Regions from separate parts of the Homo sapiens genome. Here region 2 is linked to region 1. Evidence: chromatin loops called from intact Hi-C (ENCODE). Cell type or tissue: mammary epithelial cell. All regions are shown on one strand. Each heading gives the region's core, and the rest is flanking DNA. Links, peaks and the distances in the headings are about the cores only.

Region 1 (11,273 bases), core at 2,138-10,137:
GTGGAACTAGAGATGGGCCTCATTGGGAGCCCCAGGGACCACAGCAGCACATCCCTCTGCCCCCTTAATGCTCTCTGAGGCCGTAAGAGCCCCCTTCTCTGCTGTCCTCTGTTTTAAATTTCTCCTTCCTGCAGACCCACTTTATTTACTAATCACACAGTTGAAAATGGCTGAGCCCCATAGGACTTTTCAGTTCAAGGGATTAAACTCTGACTCCCTTTGTTCAAGACAGAGAATTGGATTGGTTGTTAATGAGGGGATAGATTAGCGCCTGTGGAGAGCAGTTCTCGGGGGAGGCAGGTTGCCATGTGAGTGAGTGGGGTGCTCAAAGGCGGAAGGTGCACCCGCAGCCAAGCACCATTGCCACAGGGGCTCAGTGTGGGCGGCCTTATTAAAGGAGGCTTGGCTGGGCATGTGCTCCCCAGCAGATCAGATACACCATACAAGCAGCATCCCCCTAGGGGATCTTTGCTCAAAATAAGCTCTGTTTTAAATGCAACATGTACACCATTTAGTCTCCTTAACAGACTACTGCCTTTTTCTCTTTTTCAAATATTATTAGCTGAGCTCAATGCCCCATGAAATCTGTAAATGTTTTGTTCCAAGTAACCAGTAGTGAGTCCCAGAACCAGCACCCAACATATAATAATATGAAGAGAAATGGAAGAGGAGGTGATAATGTATGAGGAGAGAGATACGAATTTTTAAGAAGTGAAACAGACACCAATCCTATAAGGAATATGAATCAGTCCCCTCTGGCAAGTAATACTCATAATTTGCTTAACTTACTGAGTTGAGGAGTACATATTTATGGGTCCCTATATAACCTATGAGTGGGAAAAAATGGGCCAAAATTCACCTTATTTTTAAAAATGACATATTAATTTATTTGGCTAATTTACTAGGCTAGCCATTAAACCACAATAATTTTAAATAAATGAGTATAAAGTAGATGATCCTTAACCAAAACTATGGAATGTATCCTTTTTCCCTTCTACTAAATAGAGATGGAATAAATCAGTTGAAAAGAATTGGCTTAGAAGGTGACAGAGGCCTGGCACCATGGCTCACGCCTGTAATCCCAACACTTCAGGAGGCCAAGGTGGGAAGATCACTTGAGCTCAGGAGTTTGAGACCAGCCTGGGCAACACAGAAAGACCCTGTGTCTACAAAATTAAAATTGAAAAATTATCTGTGTGTAGTGGTGCGTGCCTGTGGTCCTAGCTCCTTGGGAGACTAAGGTGGGAGGATTGCTTGAGCCCAAGAGGTCTAGGCTGCAGTCAGCTGTGACCATGCCACAGCACTCTAGCCTGGGTGACAGACAGAGACCCCCTGTCTCCAAAAATAAAAAAAGTGACAGATGACAACATGAATACTTTTCATTCACAACATACACTCTAACTGTTTCAGGCAAAATTCCATAAATATATATAAAACTGGCAATATAGCATCATATATAACTCTGGGTTTAGTCTACTGAATTTGAATTCTGGCTCTACCACAAGCTGTGTAATCTTGGGCAAGTTATTAAACTCTCTGGGTTAAGATTTCTTTATGCAAAAAATAGGGAAAATAATACTGGCATGAGGTTATTGACAGCCATAAGATAGGTTGATCCTATATAAAATACTTAGCACGATGCCATCGCCTTACAATTATTAATAATTAGTAGCACCTCCTTTCAATAGGAAATAGGCATTCTGGACTTATGCATCAGACAGCCATAGTTTAGCCATCACTATTGAGAGACTTGCCTTATATTATTATTCTGGTTTCTCAGGTCAGAAAACATTTTCTTCTGTTTTTGTTTTTCTTCTGATATTCCTTACTTCTTGTATCTCACACAAAATATGTCAGTCACAATTCTGGGTCTGGCATGGTGGCTCATGACTATAAGCCCAGCACTTTGGGAGGCCGAGGTGGGTGGGTCACTTCAGGTCAGGAGTTTGAGACCATCCTGTCCAACATGGTGAAACCTTGTCTCTACAAAAAAATACAAAAATTAGCCGGGCATGGGGCACGTGCCTGTAATCCCAGCTACTCAGGAGGCTGAGGCAGGAGAATCACTTGAACCCAGGAGGCGGAGGTTGCAGTAAGCTGAGATCGCACCACCGCACTCCAGCCTGGGTAACAGAGCAAGACTCCATCTCAAAAAAATAATAATAATAAAAGTAAATAAATCAATAAATTCTGGCTTCTAACTTCCATTTCTTTCAAATCAATGTATTAAAAATATATATCTGAGGTCTGAGGGTTCAACCTGAACAAGTTTATTTATTTGTAAAAGATTATCCTCAAATATATTTCTAAAGTTCCAGTCCTCAGAATAACATAATAAAGCGTATTTCCCTGTTAGCATCTATTACATCCTCATTTTCCTTTTTAGCACAAGTCTGGACTTATGTGGAATTCTGGGAGACGTTTTGAAGCTATTGATGAAGTGGTGAATCCAACAGAAATAGATACACATGCAAAGCAGTGTGTATTGGACATGAATCACCATAGGGGTGTCTCATCCTCATCGTATCTATGAAGAAGAGATGTTAACACACACCAGCCTAACAGCAATAGCATAGATGACACAGGGAAGACATGGAATGTTTTTCTTTCCTCTCGCTTTGTTTTATTTTTTATTTTTGTCTTATTTATTTATTTATTTATTCAAGATAGGATCTCGCTCTGTCACCCAGGCTGGAGTGCAGTGGCTCAATCTTGGCTCACTGTAGCCTTGACCTCCTGGGCTCATACAGTCCTCTCATCTCAGCCTCCCAAATAGCTGGGACCTCAGGCGCATGCCACCATGCCTGGCTAATTTTTTTGTATTTTTTTGTAGAGATAGGATCTCACTATATTGCCCAAACACATCTCGAACTCCTGGACTCAAGCGATCTGCATGCCTCGGCCTCCCAAAGGGCTGGGATTACAGGTGTAAGTCACCGTATCTGGCCTATTTTTGTGTTTAACCAATACTTTTATTTTTTCTTTTAGGTTGGACAAAACGTCTAATGTATAATATTAATATATTCACCTTTATACCAATACAGTTGTGAAATATAATTTTCTTTCTTCTTTTTTTATTAAGTCCAACTTTTATTTTAGATTTGGGGGGCACATGTGTAGGTTTGTTACATGGGTATATTGCATGATGCTGAGATTTGTGATACAAATAATCCCATCCACCAGGTAGTGAGCATAGCAGCCAATAGTTTTTCAACCTTTGTCCCGCTTCTCCCTCCCAACCCCCACAAGAAGTCCCCAGTGTCTATTGTTTCCATTGTCAAGGACATGGAATTTTTTGTGACGCACCACAAAATATCAATATATTTAATTTCATCACATGATCTAAGAATAACTTAGTAGCAGAAAATGTATACTTCATATTACAGATATTTCACGCTTAAAAAAATCACAACACAGGTCCACATCAATGAGGAGAAGACTAACTCTAAAACTATGTGATGGCCGGACACAGTGGCTCACGCCTGCAATCCCAGCACTTTGAGAGGCCAAGACTGGTGAATCACCTGAGGTTAGGCGTTCGAGACCAGCCTGGCCAACTTGCTGAAACCCCATCTCTACTAAAAATACAAAAAAATTAGCCAGGCTTGGTGGCACACGCCTGTAATCCCAACTACTTGGGAGGCTGAGGCAGGAGAATCGCTGGAACCCGGGAAGTGGAGGTTGCAGTGAGCCGAGATGGCGCCACTACACCCCAGCCTGGGCGACAGAGTGAGACTCCATCTCAAATAAATAAATAAATAAATAAATAATAAATAAAACTATGTGATCAGCTGTGTTCAAGTATTTAAATTAATATTTAATTAGCACGTCTTTGTTAATCTGGGGGATTCATATATCTGAAGACCTGAGCCCACGGATGCATGGTGAGAATGTGTTGCACTCCCTTCACTGTGGCAGAGCCAAGGAAGACAGCAGTGAACCGCAGTTATTCCCCTCATGCTGCAAGATGTGTGCTGAACAAGTGATTATAGTTATGAAAAATGTTAAGAAAAGAAAGTGCAGGTGGAGGGGCCGTAGAAATGAATAATGGGCAATTAGCCTAGCCTGGGCAATCAGGAGAAACTCCCTAGGAAGTTCCACTTAAGTTGAGTCTTGGTGAATGAGAAAGGGTTAATCAGGTGAAGAAAGCTGTGGGGCAGGAGCTGTTAAATGTGGAGAAGAGAGGTCTAGGCACCTGGCTACATAATGACCCAGATGGAAACTATTCCAGAAACTGAACCTCAGTAATGTGCCTGAAGCTTGAGAAAGAAGGGAATAGAAAACTATAAGATGAGGAAAAGAGATTAAGCATAGGTCAGATTATGCTAAACCTCATAGGACACATTGCAGATTTCGGTGTTTATCTTAAAGAAAATAGAAAGCCATAGAAGGCTGTTTTTGTTGTTGTTGTTGTTGTTTGTTGTTTTGGTTTTTTTTTTTTTTTAGACAGAGTCTCACTCTGTCACCCAGGCTGGAGTCCAGTGGCTAGAGAATTCCACTCCCACTTTCCTGATGATCTAGTGAGGCTGCCAGTGACTTAACCCAACCCTCCAGCCTTTGAAAAATCAGGTAACCTAGTCCAGAGAAATAAGCATCTTTCTCCTAAAAATATACATCTTAAGAAGAACCAAGAGTGGTTGAAGATGAGCCCAGTCATCCATGGAGATGTTGTACCCAGAAAGCTGTCAGGACTTCCTGCTGCGAAGATGCCCAGAGTCCCCCAGTTCTGAAACTGAGTTGTTTAACTCTTCCTTGATTCTGTGAGGTCCCCAGTATTATTCTAATAAATGGGCTTTTCTCATTTAAGTTTGGCGGGGTGGGTTTCTATTGCTTGTGTCCCAAGAACTCTGACACTGCCAGGCAGTGTGCTAGGTGATGTATATGATAATTTATTTAATTTAATTTTTCAAAGGAAGGTATCATAATCTCCATTTTACACACAATGAAAATGAAGCTAGTTGAGGTTACAGTAATTTGCTCACAGACACACAGTAAGTGGTGAAGTGTGACAAGGGGCTTGAGTCTTTGCCTGGATGCCAAAGGCTCTGCATGTTCTTCTATGTCACAAATGAGCAAGGATATTAAAAAGTTTTCATTCATTGCCACATAAGCTTAATATTTCAGACACATTTTGCATTAAATGATCTTACCAGGTAGATCATTTGTTATATCTGCTGATACAATAGAAATTTTCTTAGAAAAGCACAAAATGAAAGCAGAGAGAGATTATTAACAAGTTAAAGTTCTGTATATTGTTTTAATATACATATGTGTGTTTAGTTCCCTACCTAAAATACATCACAGTCACACAACATTCCGATCTTTTATTCTCTACAATTTTTTTTTTTTTTTAGATGGAGTCTTCCACTGTCGCCAGGCTGGAGTGCAGTGGCGCAATCTCCGCTCACTGCAACTTCCGCCTCCCGGGTTCAAGCAATTCTCCTGTCTCAGCCTCCCAAGTAGCTGGGACTACGGGCATGTACCACCACACCCAGCTAATTTTTGTATTTTTAAAAGAGACGGGGTTTCGCCATGTTGCTCAGGATGGTCTCGAGCTCTTGACCTCGTGATCCGTCCACCTCGGCCTCCCAAAGTGCTGGGATTACAAGCGTGAGCCACCGCGCCCGGCCTTTCTACTCTTTTGTGTTCCAAATTCTTTTGTATTCCATCATAATAATAACAGTGTAATTGCATGCAGTCTTACAATGGTTTTTAAGTCTACTCGTGACAAGAGCACAGTTATAGCCATGATATTAAACAAAAGGAAAACACGACAATCAATAACGATGTACATATAAGTACATATAAGGAATTGTACTAAATGTTGTGGGATAAACAAAATAAAAGAAATAAACATTTTCTTCAAGACACTGTCTCATTGGAAAGGCAAATAACAAAGATATGAAAAATAAAATAGGTAGAAATGGAATAAAAATGCAAAGGTAGCACGTGACTCCCTGTGAAATGATGTTTTAAGAGAGTTAATTACAAAGTCCTATGAACCCAAAAGGAAAGTGCTCAGATCCGGAAGAATAGGAAATGAAGAACAGTATGCTTGTGTCTGTCCACAAGAAAAATATATGATGTCTAAATAACAACCTAAAATAATGAAAGATTTCTGTGATGCATGGCTGACACACAGTACATCTTCATCTCAGGGGAGAATTTCCAGAAGTTGATTTTCCAGATTTATAGAACACAACTCCTGAGTGGTCACTGCAGCAACTGTGTCATTTTTCTACTTTTTCCAGCTGAACCAGTGACAAGTTACATCACTAATCCTGAGCTTATTAAGAAGTGTCACCATCTCATGTTGGAAACCTCTCCGGAGGGTTTGGTACTGTTCTCTCAGGTAGATTATTTAAGATTAATGTCCTGATATGACAAACTGCATTTTTAATCTGTCATCAAAGCAGATTATCAGAACCAGAAATGACAAGATTTAACACACAGTTTTTCATGCCTAAAACTAACAGCAAAAACTACAATGCATTTCACTACATTCAAAGTAAACATGATATATTAATGAATGGTTTTTCCTCTGTCACCGAATAATTATAGATTCCTTCTTACTAAAAACAAATTATGTTTATTTCCCTTAAGAAGACTATGATTAATTATACACAATTACACTTGCCTTTAATTGAACAGATTTCTTCTTTACTCTGGATTAGTGGGTTATTGTATATTATTAAATAGCTTCAGAAAACCCAAAGAAGGAAACCTTTCTCTTCAGAACTAAAGCTGGGTAAGTAATGGTGGTCGTGGAACTATGGATAGGGGTCAAAAAAGTTTCATTTTCTTGTTAAAATGACCTATGGCAAACAGAGCTAACAGTGTCTTACAGTTCTGATTTATTGGAAGCACATTGATATGCCTGAATCTCAGAAATTGTATTGGAAAAGCCACAAATGAAAGCTGAGAGAGATTAACATGTGGTGGGCTAAGACTTTGTAAAGATAGATTCCTAAGGCAGGATTTCTCAAACTCAACAATATTGACATTTTAGGATGTATAATTTTTGTTGTTGTTGGGGGTTGTCTTGTGCACCACAGAATATTTGCAGCATCTATCCACTAGATGCCAGTAACGTACATCCTCACAGTTGTGACAAACAATGATATCTCCAGACATTGCCAAATGTCTCCTAGAAGGGGATGGGGGCGGAGTGGGGTAGAGGGGAGCAAAATTGCCCTGGTTGAGAACCACCACCCAAAATTGTAGCATTCCTGTCTGGCCCCAAATCTAGAGGACATTGTACCTGATTCTGCTAGATGCTGAAAGTGTATAATTCTGTTGTGATAACAGAATATCCAGAATAAAGACCATACTTCCCAGCCTCACCTCCCTTACAGCTAAGTAGGGCCATGCTTCTAAAGTCAGGTTAACAGGATTTAAGCAAAAATTGTGTGGGAACTTCCTGGTCATGCCCATAAAAGGAAAAAAATATTTCCTTCTATTCTACTTTCCACCTTCTTGCTGGCTAGTTATAGACATGATGGTGAGAGCCAGAGCAGCCATACTGGACACAGGGATTGGAGCTGTGTGTTGAGTATGGCAGAGTAACAACAGCATGGGTGGCTGGATGTTTGACATGGTAGAGGTCCCATATCAGCTTTGAGACCTGAGAGAGAATAAACTTCTCTCTTGCTTAAATCTCTGTTCTATCAGGTTCTTTGTTATAGCAACTGGCATTTTCGTGGTAACTAACACACATCCCAACTGCTGTTGCATGCGCTAAGCCAAAAAGGCAGCAATGAAAAGAGGAGGGATCACTTCTTGTCCTTTTGGGTAAGACCAAGTATAAAACAGGGAGCTTCCTTTGTCCCACTGGAATCTAAAGAAGCTCTAACTGGGTCTACATCCTTGATTGGAAAACAGTCATTTTTAATTGTAACATAAACAAACACCAGGGAAAGAAACAGTGAGCAGTGAGGGAGGACGGAGTTAGTGATTCAGTCAGACCAACTGAATTCACACAGGCGATCCAATAGGAAGACAGTGTGCACAGTTGGTCTTTTCTTAGCTTACACTGAGATTCACGTCTGGACAGGTGAGGCTGGCGAAGTCCCCTACACAGCTGTTTATTTGCATGAGCTGGTTTGCCACGCAAAGAGCATGCTAGGCCAGGCACGGTGGCTCATGCCTATAATCCCAGCACTTTGGGAGGCTGAGGCGGGCAGATTGCTTGAGCCCAGGAGTTCAAGACCAGCCAGGCCAACATAGGGAGATCCCGTCTCTACCAAAATTAGCTGGGTGTGGTGGCGCCTGTAGTACTAACTACCCAAGAGTCTGAGGTGGGAGGATTGCTTGAGCCCAGGAGATCAAGGCTGTGGTGAGCCAAGATTGCATCACTGCACTCCAGCCTGGGTGACAGAGCAAGACTATCTCAAAAAAAGAAAGAAAGAAAAATAAAAAGAAACGAAGGAAGGAGAGAGAGAGAGAGAGAAAGAAAGAAAGAAAGAGAGAAAGAAGGAAGGAAGGAGAGAGAGAGAGAAAGGAAGAAGAAAGAAAGAGAGAGAAGGAAGGAAGGAGAGAGAAAGAAAGAAAGAAAGGAGAAAGAAAGAAAAAAAAGAAAAGAAGAAATGGCATGTTAGGTTGTACTTTTGTGGGAATGTAAGAATGAGAAAGACATTATCAGTGGAACGGATGGCCTTGTGTCTGGTCACCTGTCCAGCCCCATGGACAATGTATGAACCAATGAAGAGTGAACGTTCATAAGCTCAAGTGAGGAAATGGGTTCAGAAAGGTAGTCATGAAACGCATGGCACAGAGCATGACAAAGAGTGCCCAAAGCAGGGGGGAGAGCTCTCTCCCCACTTTGGCAAGGAATGCAGCCCCAACTGCGTGAACTTTCTAGTTCCTCCATGGTGACAACCAGAGGACCAGGGCGGAAGCTTAGGGGAGGGGAGGGCCCTGCAGATAACATTGTACCTCACAAGGACCTGCAGAGAACAATGGTGTTGAGCAGTGGGACCGGACTTTGCTTATAAGCACAAGTGAGATACCCCATAGAAATACCCAGAAATGCTTTACGATGGAGGACATTACAATAAGATGAGGCCATGCATCACTGGGGGAAGCCTTAAGCTGGCAAAGGTTGACCATTAATGTTGACGGTCCCCTGTGGCAGATAATAGTGAATTCCTGACCCAGTCAGCATTCCAAGGCCCTTCTCCCTACCATGTTGTTCCAGCCATGAGGGGATCTGAGGCAGTGTTCTGGGCAACATGACCAAAACAGAACACTAGTGGTGTTCCTGAAAAAAAAAAAAAAACAATTTTTTTTTCTGTGATAGAAACACTGCCTTTTCTCCTTCTGTCTTCTTCCTGGAGGAATGTGAACATGATTCCTGAAGCAACAGCAGCAGCAGCCATCATCTTTAAGCCTCCGCAGTCGCTGATTTCTGCATCTCTTGTTCTGTGAGGAAAATAGCCCCATGTGCTTAAATGGCTGTAGTTGAGTTTTCTAACACTTGAAGCCACTGCTGATTCATGGCTACAGGCTGATAAAAGCAGGGGAAATTTATATTACAGCAAATGTTGCTGCCATCTCTCCTGAAAAAGTGGTCTGAGGATCATATACAAGCCAAATATCTCCTTTCACATACTTTGCCCAGTCTATATGTGGCCTTTGTCATCTCACAATGTTTTCATGTTCACTTACTCATCTAAAAAGTTTGTTACTGGCGAGGATGTGGGAAAACTGGACCCCTCCTATACTGCTGGTGGAAGTTTAAAATGTACATCTACTCTGGAAAATTTCTTGACAGTTTTTCATAAAACTAAATCTGCATTTGCCACATAACCTAGCAATCATATCCTCTTGGGCATTTATCCCAGAGAAATGAAAACTTATGCTCATATACACAGAGAATAAGTCTGTATATGAATGCTGATAGTAGCTTTATTTGTAATAGCAAAAAAACTGTGAACAATCCAAATGTCTTTCAAAGGGCAAATGGTTAAGCAAACTCTGGCATATCCATACGGTGGAATACTATTCAGCCACGCAAAGGAATAAACTATGGATACATGCGACAAACTGGGTGGGTCTTAAGGACATTATGCTGGGTGAAAAAGTCAATGTCAAAAGGTTACATACTGTATGACTCCATTTATAGAACATCCTGGAAATGACAAAAGTGTAGAGATGGAGAACAGATTAGTGGTGGCCAGGGATTATGAACAGCGGACAGAGGGAGGATGCAAAGGGGTAGAATGAGGGAGTTCCTTTGTGCTGATGGAACAATTCTGTATCCTAATTGTTGTGTTAGCTACAACAGTAATTATGTACTGATCTATAACTGGGGTCAAATTGCATAGAACTATAAATACACACACACATGAGTGCATGTAAAAACTGGAGAATGCAGAGTAAGGTCTATACTCTAGTTACTAGTGTTATTCCACGCCAGTTTACTGGTTTTAATATGGTACTATGGTTATATAAGATGTCACCACATGGAACTCTATGTGTTAAGTGTTGCAGCTTTCTGTGAGCCCATACATATTTCAAAATAAAGAGGTTTTTTTTTATCAGCCTTAATAATCAGAAAAAAAGGAATAACTGATGACTCAGAGTATCTTTTCCGAATAAAATCTACAATCATTTTCCTTCAAATTTCTCATATGATTTTAAGCTTGATAGATATTTCGTCTCATTAAAATTTACGTGACATGGCCGGGCGTGGTGGCTCATGCCTGTAATCCCAGCACTTTGGGAGGTGGAGGGGGGCGGATCATGAGGTCAGGAGTTCAAGAGCAGCCTGGCTAACATAGTAAAACCCTGTCTCTACTAAAAATACAAAAATTAGCTGGGTGTAGTGGCACACACCTGAAGCCCCAGCTACTCAGGAGGCTGAGGCAGGAAAGTCGCTTGAACCCAGGAGGCGGAGCTTTTAGTGAGCTGAGACTGTGTGACTGCACTCCGGCTTGGGTGACAGAGCGAGACTCCGTCTCAAAAAAAAAAAATTAACGTGACGTAACCATAGAAAGAAAGAAAAAAAAAGTTTGGCTTTAGGGAGAAGAAAGCAGAGAACAATATGTATCCTTTGGTCTTAGAAACGAATGGTAATGAAACAACAAAAATAGTTTCACAAATTTTTACTTAGAAAATTGAACTTAAGAGCCTTGTTTTGTTTTGTTTTTTTGGTGAGGCGGCGCGGGGAGTTTTGTTTTTTAGCTGGGCATGGTGGCATGAGCCTGTGGTCCCAGCAACTAGGGAGGCTGAGGTGGGAGGATTGCTTGAGACCAGGAGATGGAGGCTGCAGA
Region 2 (11,273 bases), core at 2,101-10,100, 200 kb after region 1:
AAAATTACAATGAGGAGCTGATAGACGCAAGCATAAGAACAGTGGAAGAAGGAACAACTGACCTTTACAGAAGACAGAGAAAACCCCAGAGTCTGTATTAAGACAAGGTGCAATAATGAGTATACATACTGGCAACCCTAAATCATCAGGAGAGGGTTAATTTATGCCAAATCGTTTCTGTTCAATCAATATAAGGAATACTTGATGTATTCAAGAAAGTATTTAATAAAAATTACAGAAATTTAAAAAGGGCTCTGGTATTTGGCGTAACAAACTCCAGTTAGGTATATATTCACCCATGACAACACCTTACTTCCAATAAAGGAGTCATTACTTTATTTTCAGGTTTTTCCTCCTAAAAGAAACTATTTCAAAGCTATCAGAGATTATTCGCTTACAAAAAAAACCAAAAACCCCCAAAACTAATGTACTCTCCTCTGAGATCTCTAACCAAATATTTGAGGGATGGTGTATAAGGAGCAGCTTGTGTTTGTTCTTCCTTGTCTACTGTTTTGTATTTCCTTCAGGCCTATTTGCAGGCAGAGGGCCAGTAGACAGCTGCTCTAATTACTCAAAGAACTCAAACTCAAGAACTGTATTCATGCATTCTTGCTGTTCAAACCAGGGGTTTATAAATTTTGTAGGTGAGAATACTTCTTCATTTTTATCCCTCTACTACTTTCTCTCATTAATTATTAGAAAATCAATTATTTACATGTCGCCCTGTATGCAATCGTTATTCACTTAAATGTCATGCTTTTTATTCCTAGATTTTTATTTTGTCTCAAATGACTAAAATGATACTTGGATAGACAGTTTGTTATTAGCAATCAACTTCCAGGCGATCAGTACAAACTAGCGTGTGGTACTCTAAATTACAGGAAAGACAGAAGAGAGAAAAAAAGAAAAGAGAAAGCAGAAATGTGGGTTTTGCTGCAAAGAAATACCAAAATTGTTTCCAATCAGTCAAAGTGAATCATCTGTCTACCAACATGCCTCATTTTTCATTGTCTATAGGTAACTTAGAAAAGAGTAACTAATGCAAGGAATAGTTTTGTTATAAAATGTGCATAATTTTGACTGCTTTAATAATGAAATTTAAATTCACATGTATTTCCTTCTTTTCTATGAACTTCTTTTAATCATAACTGGAAAAAAAATGTCAAGTGGTGTCCACAGCTAGCTGACACTTCACATGAAGATTGAAGAAGAATAAATTTCATTTTAAATACATGTTCCTTCGCAAGTTCTGTGATTAAACATTCACGCTAGCTTTCCTCGGTCAAAAATGAAAGAACCGAATGAACTTCTGTTTGATCCTCTCCTCCACAGGATAAATTTTCCTTTTTCTAGTACATTTAGAGTGCATATTTTGGCAAGTGTGGACTAGGGAGTGGGGAAGGTGTTGTGGGTGGGGAACACTTGCTTTCTTCCATGAGAGCAACCCCTGCCTGGCCTTCGGAGAGATTTTAGCAATTCCCAATCCTGCCCCACTTCCAGCAGTCTGGGCACCTGGGCACCCAGCTCCAATGGGATTAGCTTTCACTGTACTGGATTCCTCTGTCAAACAACTGACCCGCAAACTCTATAGTTACCACCATGCAACACAAAGCTTGAACATACTAACAATCTGTTACTATTCACTGGTGTGTAATGTACACAGGAATGTGAAATTACATGGAAATGCAATCCGGAGTAAAAATCTAAAAATTCATACATTGTATTAGGTTAGTATTTATAATTTCCAAAAACAAAGTCATTGAAGAGGTCATGATTTTTGTTAAAATTAATGAGATTAAAGATCAGGCACAGGTTAAATTTGCCTTCAAGGCAGAAGTTTAGCAGACAAACAATTCTGGTTTAGTTAAAAGTACATGGTCTTTGAACTCTCGTGTCGAAAGAGTTGAACACAACTAAACTTTAATGTGAAAAGGTCTCAAGTAGTTAATCAGAAATGAGAGGCGCACATAGCATTTTATACTGTTTTCGATTTGCTGACACAACATCATTCTGTGCTCTCTAGTGAGCAAGAGTAATCCTCAATAGCATTAAGACGAAAGGCTGAACACAAAACCGCAGGCAAGTCAAGTAGTGATTTTATTCTTTTTGTCATTTTTCTTTCAAGTGGAAGATCCCTAACACTCTCTGCTCCTGACAATGTTTATAAACAGAACTCTGAGAAGCATCTGAATGTAAAAAAAAAATAGGTCTCTCCAACAAACTGTGATAGACGATCAACCAGCTGAGTCCTCTTCCAGATGACATGGGGTTGGAAGTACTTTTAAGACCTAGTTTCCACAAAAATAAAACTCTTAAAATTACTCAACTTGCTGGGTCTGATCCCTATGAAAGAAAAATAGTGTATAACATAAGATATACCATAATCAGTTACACCAACAACTCAGTTCCGAGAAAAGTTTGAAAACATTAACATTGGAAAAGAAAGTTCAATCAAAGACATGCATTAGGCTAAAACGTTCTTTATGATAGCACTTCATTTTAACATATAAACACTATGCTCCTTATAACATACCTTGTAATCTATAAAATAAAGGCAACATATTTTATGTCTGATAATAAAAAAAAGTTAACTGCTAAATCCTAGATGACAAAACACTTCATCTTTTACCCCATAAAATTTGCCCTGAATTTTAAAATTCATCACTTACGTAATATCTGAATTCTACAACTCTGATAGCCTTTTATTAGCAGGCTATGTAAAGATCCAAAATCGTTACACAGTACAAACAGTGAACTGCTAAGCTAAAGTATAACCTTTTTGCTTAACTGGATAGACTAAAGTAATAATAGACTATGTAATACAAACTTCTCAAAGTAAGTCTTCGTTCCCCTCATCCATCCCAAAAAAACACTACTAATAGTTTTTCCTTGAACATCTATACATTATCAAGTGTAGGTGTCTACTATGTAATAATAATATACATTCAAACCACCTTTTTGGGTTTTCTTAAATGTAGGCTTATCTTCTGCTCAAAGCAAAGATACTGCAATAGAAAATCAGCAATGTGACAATTATAATATGCTCTTAAATTATAAATCAATAGGCTGGTCATGGTGGCTTACGCCTGTAATCCTAGCACTTTGGGAGGCCGAGGCAGGTAGATCACTTGAGATCGGGAGTTGGAGATCAGCCTGGCCAACATGGTGAAACCCCGTCTCTACTAAAAATACAAAAAATTAGCCAGGCATGGTAGCAGACACCTGTAGTCACAGCTACTTGGGAGGCTGACGCAGGAGAACTGCTTGAACCTGGGAGGTGGAGGTTGCAGTGAACTGAGATTGCACCACTACACTCCAGCCTGGGTGACAGAGCTGAGACTCGGTCTAAAAAATACATATATATGTATTTTATATATATATTTTTATACATATTTATATATATATATAAATCATTAACTGTTCTGTATATTTTGACAACTTCCTAAGAGGAATTTAAGATAATAGAATTTCATTCCAAATTAATAACATTGTTAAGATAAATACTGTAACAAAATAATAACAAAGTCTCCTTCAATAAAAGTGGAATAGTAATCTGAGGACAAATTTCAGTCAGTTTATTGCTTCCCTTGTTAATCTTTCACCTTCTAAAATGCATTTTACAACTAAAACTGAGAAAGAACTTATGTTAACAACTCTCTATTTTGTGACACTTTAACTTTAATGGAACATGTTTATTCCTTCCTGCTCCCAACGACACTTCCAATACATGAGTTCAGCTAAGAAAACTCAGTTCTAAAATGGCAAGTTCTCAGCTGTCTATGAAGCCAAATGGGCGGCTATAAATGCCTGTGTGGACAGCACCCCTGTCCTCGCATGGATTTTTATGAGGCACCATGTGGCACCCCTCGTGGTTTGCCCAGCTGCAGCTCTTCACAAGGCGGGAAACACATGTGACATTGCCTCCAACTTCCTCTGCCTTCCCAAGTGGCATCAGTCCTCCAACACGCAGACTCACTTTAAGGCACTGACCCTGGACCTTCCTGGGGCCTTTCTGCCAGGAAGATATAAAAGAACATCTATTCATTCCATTGACAGGTAACAGACCCTCATCAAGTGCAAGGTGCTGCACTCAACATGTAGGGATAGTAACATGCAATGGCCACTAAGCATGGATCAGAAGGGAAGATAGAAATATAAGCCACCACACCTCTCCACAAAATGCAGCACATATAATAAGAAATACACATCACATTCTATGAGAGTTCTGAGGCACTGGCAAGATCAGAGAAGGCAATGTGAAAGGGGTGGTGGCTAAAATGGCCCTAAAAGGATGGGTAGGAATTAGAGATGCAAATAAAGTACACTATGGATAGTTAAGAAAAGAGAGGGAAACCAGAGCATGAGGCAGGCAGGGAAGAGACATCCGCTCACTCATTCAGACAACGAATGTTTACTGAACATATGGTCCCAGATGTGGGGGATACACCACGACACACCATGAATAAGACAGACAGTCACTGATTGCTTGGAGCTTACTTTCTTTTTTAAAAATTATGTCCTTCTTTCCATGTTCAAATATCTAAAGGAGCTTACTTTCTAATGGGGTGATGGGCAAGCATATCAACAAATAATTATAGAAGTTAATTTCAGGTTGTGATAAGCGCAAATAAAAATAAACCAGGGTAAGAGCACAGTGGGTGGAGATAGGTAATCAATAAGAATGTGATATGTGAGCAGAGACTGGATTCAAGTGTGGAAGAGGTGATCCTAAGGAAGGGAGCCAAAAAAGCACAGGCAAAAACCCTGGGGCAGAACAGTTGGGCATATTTAAGAACAGCTAGAAGGCCAGTGTAGCTGGAAGAAAATACGTGAATCAAAGAGGTAAGAGATGTTGCTGGAAAGATAAGTACAGGTAAGAATGAATGTTTCTCCTTAAAGGCACCATTGACATTTGGGGCAGAATACTGTGGTCTTGTTGTATTTAGCATCATGGCCCTTGTGGCACTAAATGCCAACAGTACTGTCCTTGTAACAATTTAGAAGCTCCACTAATTTCTAAACACTCCTATGAGGGACAGGAAGCAGGCAGTACATCCCACTGAGAACCACTGAGACAGATCCTGTATGGCCTTGTGGTCATAAATATGATTTTGTTCTAAGTGTAAGGAAGAAGCCAGTAGAGAGCTATAAACAGAGGAAATGGCATATTGCCTATTTCTAGAAGGCCATGATCTAATTTCCTATTTTTTTTTTTTTTGAAATGGAGTCTTGCTCTGTGGTCCAGGCTGGAGTGCAATGGTGCGATCTTGGCTCACTGCAACCTCCACCTCCTGGGTTCAAGTGATTCTCCTGCCTTAGCCTCCCAAGTAGCTGGGATTACAGGCTCGCGCCACCATGCCTGGCTAATTTTTGTATTTTTAGTAGAGACGGGGTTTTGCCATGTTGGCCAGGCTGGTCTCGAACTCCTGACCTCAGGTGATCTGCCTGCCTCGGCCTCCCAAAGTGCTGGGATTACAGGCGTGAACCACCACCACCGACCTCTAATTTCTATCTTTAAAAAATGTCTCTGTCTACTATATGGAAAACTGGCTCCAGGGGATAACAGTAGCTGCAGGGGTAACCAGGAACAAGACTACTGCAGTAATGCAGGAGATTATGACAGCTTGGCTTGGGTAGGTGCTCAGATGTAATAAGATGAGGGAGATCTTGAAGACTGAGCCATCAGGATTTGCCTAATGTGGCTTCACCTAGCTAGAGCAGAGTATTGAAGAGGGGAAGTCAAACATGAGGCTGGAATGGAAAATTGGGGCCAGATTCCCTGGGGGCCTAGAAAGCCAGCCTAAGGGACATCGAGTCTCATTCTGTAACAGGGTGCCCAAGGGTTTTATACTTTAAGCAGAGTAATCCAACAGCAGTTGGGAAAGAAGAGAGACTAAAAAGAGGGAGACCAGCTCAGACAGAGAGAGACCAATTACCACATGCCTGGGAGTAAAGAGAGCAAAGCTCTGCATTGATGAATTCAAAAGGTATTACCAAGACAAGGTTAGTGCCAGTTAATGACCAGCTGACCCTGAGATTTAACCCTGGGCAACAGAGGGATGACAGGGACATGACCAAAGCAAAGCATCATGAAAGGAGAAGAGGATTTGAAAAGGAAGGTAGTATGACCTGCTTCGGCTTCAGACATATTAGGTTTGAATGCTGGCCAACTTCACAGGTAGGAAAAGTCAGCTGGATTTGTGGAACCAGAGCTCCAGCACAAGTGAGGGCTGGAGGCAATTGTTTGGGAGTTATCAGCAAGATGGTGACCCCTAAAGTCACGAGACGGAAAGAGGATCACCACCAGAGAAAAGGCAGACCTCACAAAACACCTTAGATAGAACGCTAGGGACATGAGGAAGGGAAGTCATTTCAAGAATCATGCTGTGTGCAAGAGGGTTAAAAGCACAGATGTAAAGGAGGGTAAACTGGGTAAAAGGCCAATGGATTTAGTGACTAAGAGAGTCTGGAGACTGTCAAGACTGCAGTTTCATCAAGACAGAAAGGTGACTGCAATGTTAAAGGAAGTGAGTCAGTCTGAGGAAATGTGGATGAGCCTACACTATTTTTCAAGGATTGGTTATAAAAGGAAAGTGATAAAAGTGATGGTAGCTTGAAGGAGTAGCAGAGTTGAGGGTAGGTTGGGTGAGTGTGTGTGTCTTAAAAGTAAAAATAGTTAACTTGCAGAGCTTAAAGAGCAGAATCCAGTGGAGAGATTGAAGTTGCAGGATGATATGACCCACCAACGACAAGAAAACAGAAGAGATGAGCAGAGACATGTTACCCTTAGAAAGAGGAAGAGACACCTGTTCCTCTGGCAGATAAGGGAAGATGATCAAGCAGTGGCTGCCATGTTGCTGACAGCCCCCTTAAACACAACAGAAGAGACAATGAATAAAGCTATTATATATATAGCAACACACTTCTGATAACCACTTCTAGGAGAAACAATATTCTGACTAATGCCATTATTCTACTTAATGTCGTGACATCAGAACAACCAAATGTTGTGACTCATAGTTTGTCTCTTTTGTTTAGTGCACTTAATATGAATGAAAGAGGTAGGTGGATAAGTACCTTTGGTAAGTGAATGAAGAACCCCCCAGACAATGCAAATCACGCTATAGATAAAAGAGTATATTTTGTTTCTGAAATTAATTTAAACTCCCACTTGGTTTGTCTTTCACAGTCACTTGACATTTATAATTCAGTTGCAAATTCATAAATCAAAAGCATTCTGCTTTTCATCACAGTTGTCGTGTCTACATATCAAGGTTTTCCTGGTCACCATAACACTACCATTCCACAGCAGTGAAAAGCAAAATACATGGAATGTTATAATGAAGAAAAATTTGAGGGAGCCTGATTTAAAGAAAAAAAAAAAAGAGCAAGAAAGATCAGAATACATAAACTAAGTAATTAATGAGATCATCAAAGCCCATGCTAATCTCATTTAACCATTCCTTACCCCCCTAGAAAGGGAGATACAGAAAGGCACACAACAGCAGCAAATGACTTTAGGTCAGTAGCTTTTTTAAAAATTGGCCACAGTGCACCATCAATTTTATAGGAAACTATTGTAGATAATAAAACCTATCTTTGTAAATCTATTTTACACAGTATGCCAAAACTGTCAGTGAAGCTAAAGTCTTATAATAACTGTGATTGGGATGATGAATTGAATGTGTTAGCCTAGCATTAGTCACCTAATTCTAAATCTAAATTGTACTACCTCAGTCACCTAACTGCTTTTAAAAATACATAAGAGGCCAGGCATAGTGGCTTATGCCTGTAATCCCAGCACTTTGGTAGGCTGAGGTGGGAGGATCACTTGGGGCCAAGAGTTTGAGACCACCCTGGTCAACATAACAAGACCCCATCTCTATAAAAAGTGAAAAACTAGCCAGGCGTCGGGGCACAAATCTCTAGTCCTAAATACTCGGGAGGCTGAGGCAGGAGGATTGCTTGAGCCCAGGAGGTTGAGGCTTCAGTAAGCTGTGATCATGCCACTGTACTCCAGCCCGGGTGACAGAGCAACACCCTGCCTTGAAAAAAAAACACATAAGAAAGAACCAAGAGTTTAATTAATTCCAATTAGAAAATGATAAGAATGGGAAATAACAAAAATCATTAGACTATAACATCAATCAATAACCTATTTCCAAAAAACTCTGAATTAAACACTAAAAATTTTGAAATGGCAAATGAAAAACAACTATTCTCTCTTATGTGCATTTGAAAAATGTTCCTCTTGAATAAGCTGTATTTATCACCAAATATTTCATCTTTCACTGATAGGTACATGACAAAGTGATTCATGTACTATCCATGGACTACAAAAATATGTAGTTGTCTTAACAGGTATCAGGCATAGAGTTGGAATTTATGCTTTAGAACTTGTAATGGAGCCCACAGCAATAGAATGTTTAAAATCTGAATTAGCATTTGATATTCTGAAACAACATTTGGCAGGGGTAGCTGGGATCCCTGGGGTGTTCCATAACATCTATGCATTATTTATTTTACTATACTACCATACTGATCTACAATTACTCTCTCTGTGTGCCTTTCTCTACCAGTGGCCTGGAAACAACTTACAGGTAGAAAGACCACATTATCTACAACCATAGAACAGTGCCCATCGAAGCCAGACCCAGTTACTTTTAAGAGGAATGTCAAAGGGCTACGGGATAGACAGTGGAATTTCCCACAGGAAGATGTACCATCCCTGGACACGAGAACAGAGTTTATTGCATTTTTCAATTCAGGAAGAGAAATTTTTCAAAATAATGTCACAAGAGCGAATGAAGGGAACTCTACAAATCACAGTCATGAAGTGATTCAGAATCCCAAATGCCTGAACTGAATTTTATTAAGGATTTCATTTCCTATAAAAGCAACATAACGCATTTTTAACTACTATTTTTGTTCACGTAGTTACCTCCCTATTCTACTTTTTCAGCTGTTTCCAGGAACAGTGAGCAGACCATCATTGAATAGAATATATATTAAGTACATATTCTAAATGTATACCTTCTGCAAGAATTAAAAATCTGCACTAGAAAATATTGCCTACACAGGCAGATAGTCTTCAAACACAAGTAGACCATCTAAACACATTTCAGTAGACATGTGTTTCCCACAGCTGCTGTAACAAATTAGCACAAACTTCATGGCTTAAGATAACACAAATTTGTTATCTTGCAGTTCTGGAGGTCAGAGTACAAAATGGGTCTCTCTGAGCTAAAATCAAGGTGTTGGCAGCGCTGTGTTTTTTTTCTGGAGGTTCTAGGGGAAAAATCTGTTTTCTTGCCTTTTCCAGCTTCCAGAGGCTGCCTGCATCACTTGCCTTGGGGCCCCTTCCTCCATCTTCAACAGGAGGTTGAGTTCCTCATCACATAACATCACTCGGACCTTGTCTTCTGCCTCGCTATTCCACTTCTAAAAGCCCCAGTGATTACACTGGACTCATCCAAATAACCCAGGATCATCATCTCCTCTCCAGGTCAGCTGATTAGCAACCTTAACTCTTTGCCATGTAATAACACACGGCTCTGGGGATTAGGATGTAAACATCTTGAGGGGAGGGAAAGGGAATGACACATTAGTCTGCCTACTGCAGCATGGAATCATCCATCAGTACACTTTCTATTTTATTTTTCATACAGACTCACAGACATATACCACACCCATACCCAAAAGTTTTTTAGATTTCCCTGCCCTAATTTGATAATTCTAGACTAATTCTAATGAATACTTCCACAAGTGTCTCCTATAATTTTGTAATGTTAGAATTTTACTTTAAAAAAACAAAAAAAATTCTGTTCTTCGAAAAACAAACAAACAAACAAACAAATTCCAGATGGTTCCAAGAGTGCAAACCTGAAAACAGCTTAACCTGATTTATTTTTTTAAAAAAAGGCATGACAGTCTCACCAGGAAAGAGCTCTTTTAGTTTACAGGGTTTGATACGTAATATAATCATACTTAAGAGTTTTGTTTTGCTTTTTGTTTTCTGTTTTGAGACAGGATCTTGTTCTGCGGCCCAGGCTGGAGTGCAGTGGCTTGTGGAAAACTGAACTCATCTTTATAATTCCTTTTTTATTGAGACTTACCTAGAATAATTAACATTTGAATTTAATTAAAAACAGTTCTTTTGTCAAACTTAACCCAATTCTCCAATACTTTTGTAGGTCACCTTCTTTAATAACAATCAGAGGAAGAATTTTCTGACTCTTCAAAACAGCAATCTAAATATAATACTTTATTGTACAACACATGATGTCTTTTTTTTTGTGTCCCAAATTGTGTTCCTTAGAACACCTGGAAACATAAATTGGTATACCACCCCCCCACCCAAAAAAAAAACCTATTCGGTGGCCACATACATTTGGAAAAGGACGTATACCATGCCTCTCTTTTAGAGGGTCACAATGCATACTAAGTGTTAAAAGTCCTCTAACTTTGTTTAACATCACTGTTTTCAGAACGTTTTCCTAACATCCCTATAAATAACCTGGGCTGAGGCAAGAAAGTGAGAAGTGAATACTAATGTAGAGCATATCTCCACAGAGTATTACTCATGAGTAAGCCCCACAGCTTACTCATCACAACTGGGAACAAAACCAGCCCCACTTTATGCTCCTGAGAGTATACGACGGATGAAAGGCATTTCAAATATCAAATGTCAAATCAATGCCAAATTGCAACTACAATTAAAATCTACTTGAAACAACACAAATATGAAAAGGCTCCTGCTGTCTCTAATTGTATTTACATGAGTGGGTCCTTTAAAAAACAATGCTTGGCCAGGCGAGGTGGCTCATGCCTGTAATCCCAACACTTTAGGAGGTGGAGACGGGTGGATCACTTGAGGTCAGGAGTTCGAGACTAGCCTGGTCAACATGGTGAAACCCAGTCTCTACTATAAATACAAAAATTAGCCAGGCGTGGTGGTGCATGCCTGTAATCCCAGCTACTCGGGAGGCCGAGGCAGGAGACTGCTTGAACCCAGGGGCGGAGGCTGCAGTGAGCCAAGATCACGCTGCTCCAGCCTGGGCCACTAAATGAGACTCTGTCTCAAAAATAAAAATAAAATAAAAAACAATGTTTAATTCAATATGACTTTAAATGGTGCACAGCTAAATGAACCTACCCATGTTTATAAAGAATCCAAATGTATCTGATTCAAAATACTGACCCTCAAATAGAGCCGTGGATGCCCCATCCACTACACATAAGCAAGAGACAGATTTATGAAAAGCATTTCAAAA

Evidence for each region. Peaks named below come from ENCODE experiments on the same cell type or tissue, not always from the same donor. Only the 100,000 strongest peaks of a DNase experiment are listed, where the experiment ranks them.
Region 2: a loop joins it to region 1, with 4 times the contacts of the local background. A loop is called at or near these places in 2 of 110 quality-filtered maps.

Annotation. Positions count from the first base shown.
Region 1 is chr4:169,017,872-169,029,144 of GRCh38, forward strand. No RefSeq gene overlaps it. Among named protein-coding and RNA genes, the nearest start is that of CBR4-DT, 13 kb to the left of the region's middle. RefSeq lists an enhancer at 1-340. In mammary epithelial cell, for the core only: a CTCF peak has its summit at 7,072 (motif pointing right); no DNase peak of the experiment used is centred there.
Region 2 is chr4:169,219,118-169,230,390 of GRCh38, forward strand. All of the region lies in intron 2 of SH3RF1 (SH3 domain containing ring finger 1), which reads right to left. Among named protein-coding and RNA genes, the nearest start is that of SH3RF1, 46 kb to the right of the region's middle. RefSeq lists enhancers at 5,980-7,179, 10,366-11,045. In mammary epithelial cell, for the core only: no CTCF peak of the experiment used is centred there; DNase peaks (open chromatin) are centred at 6,494 and 6,994; H3K27ac peaks cover 3,837 bases.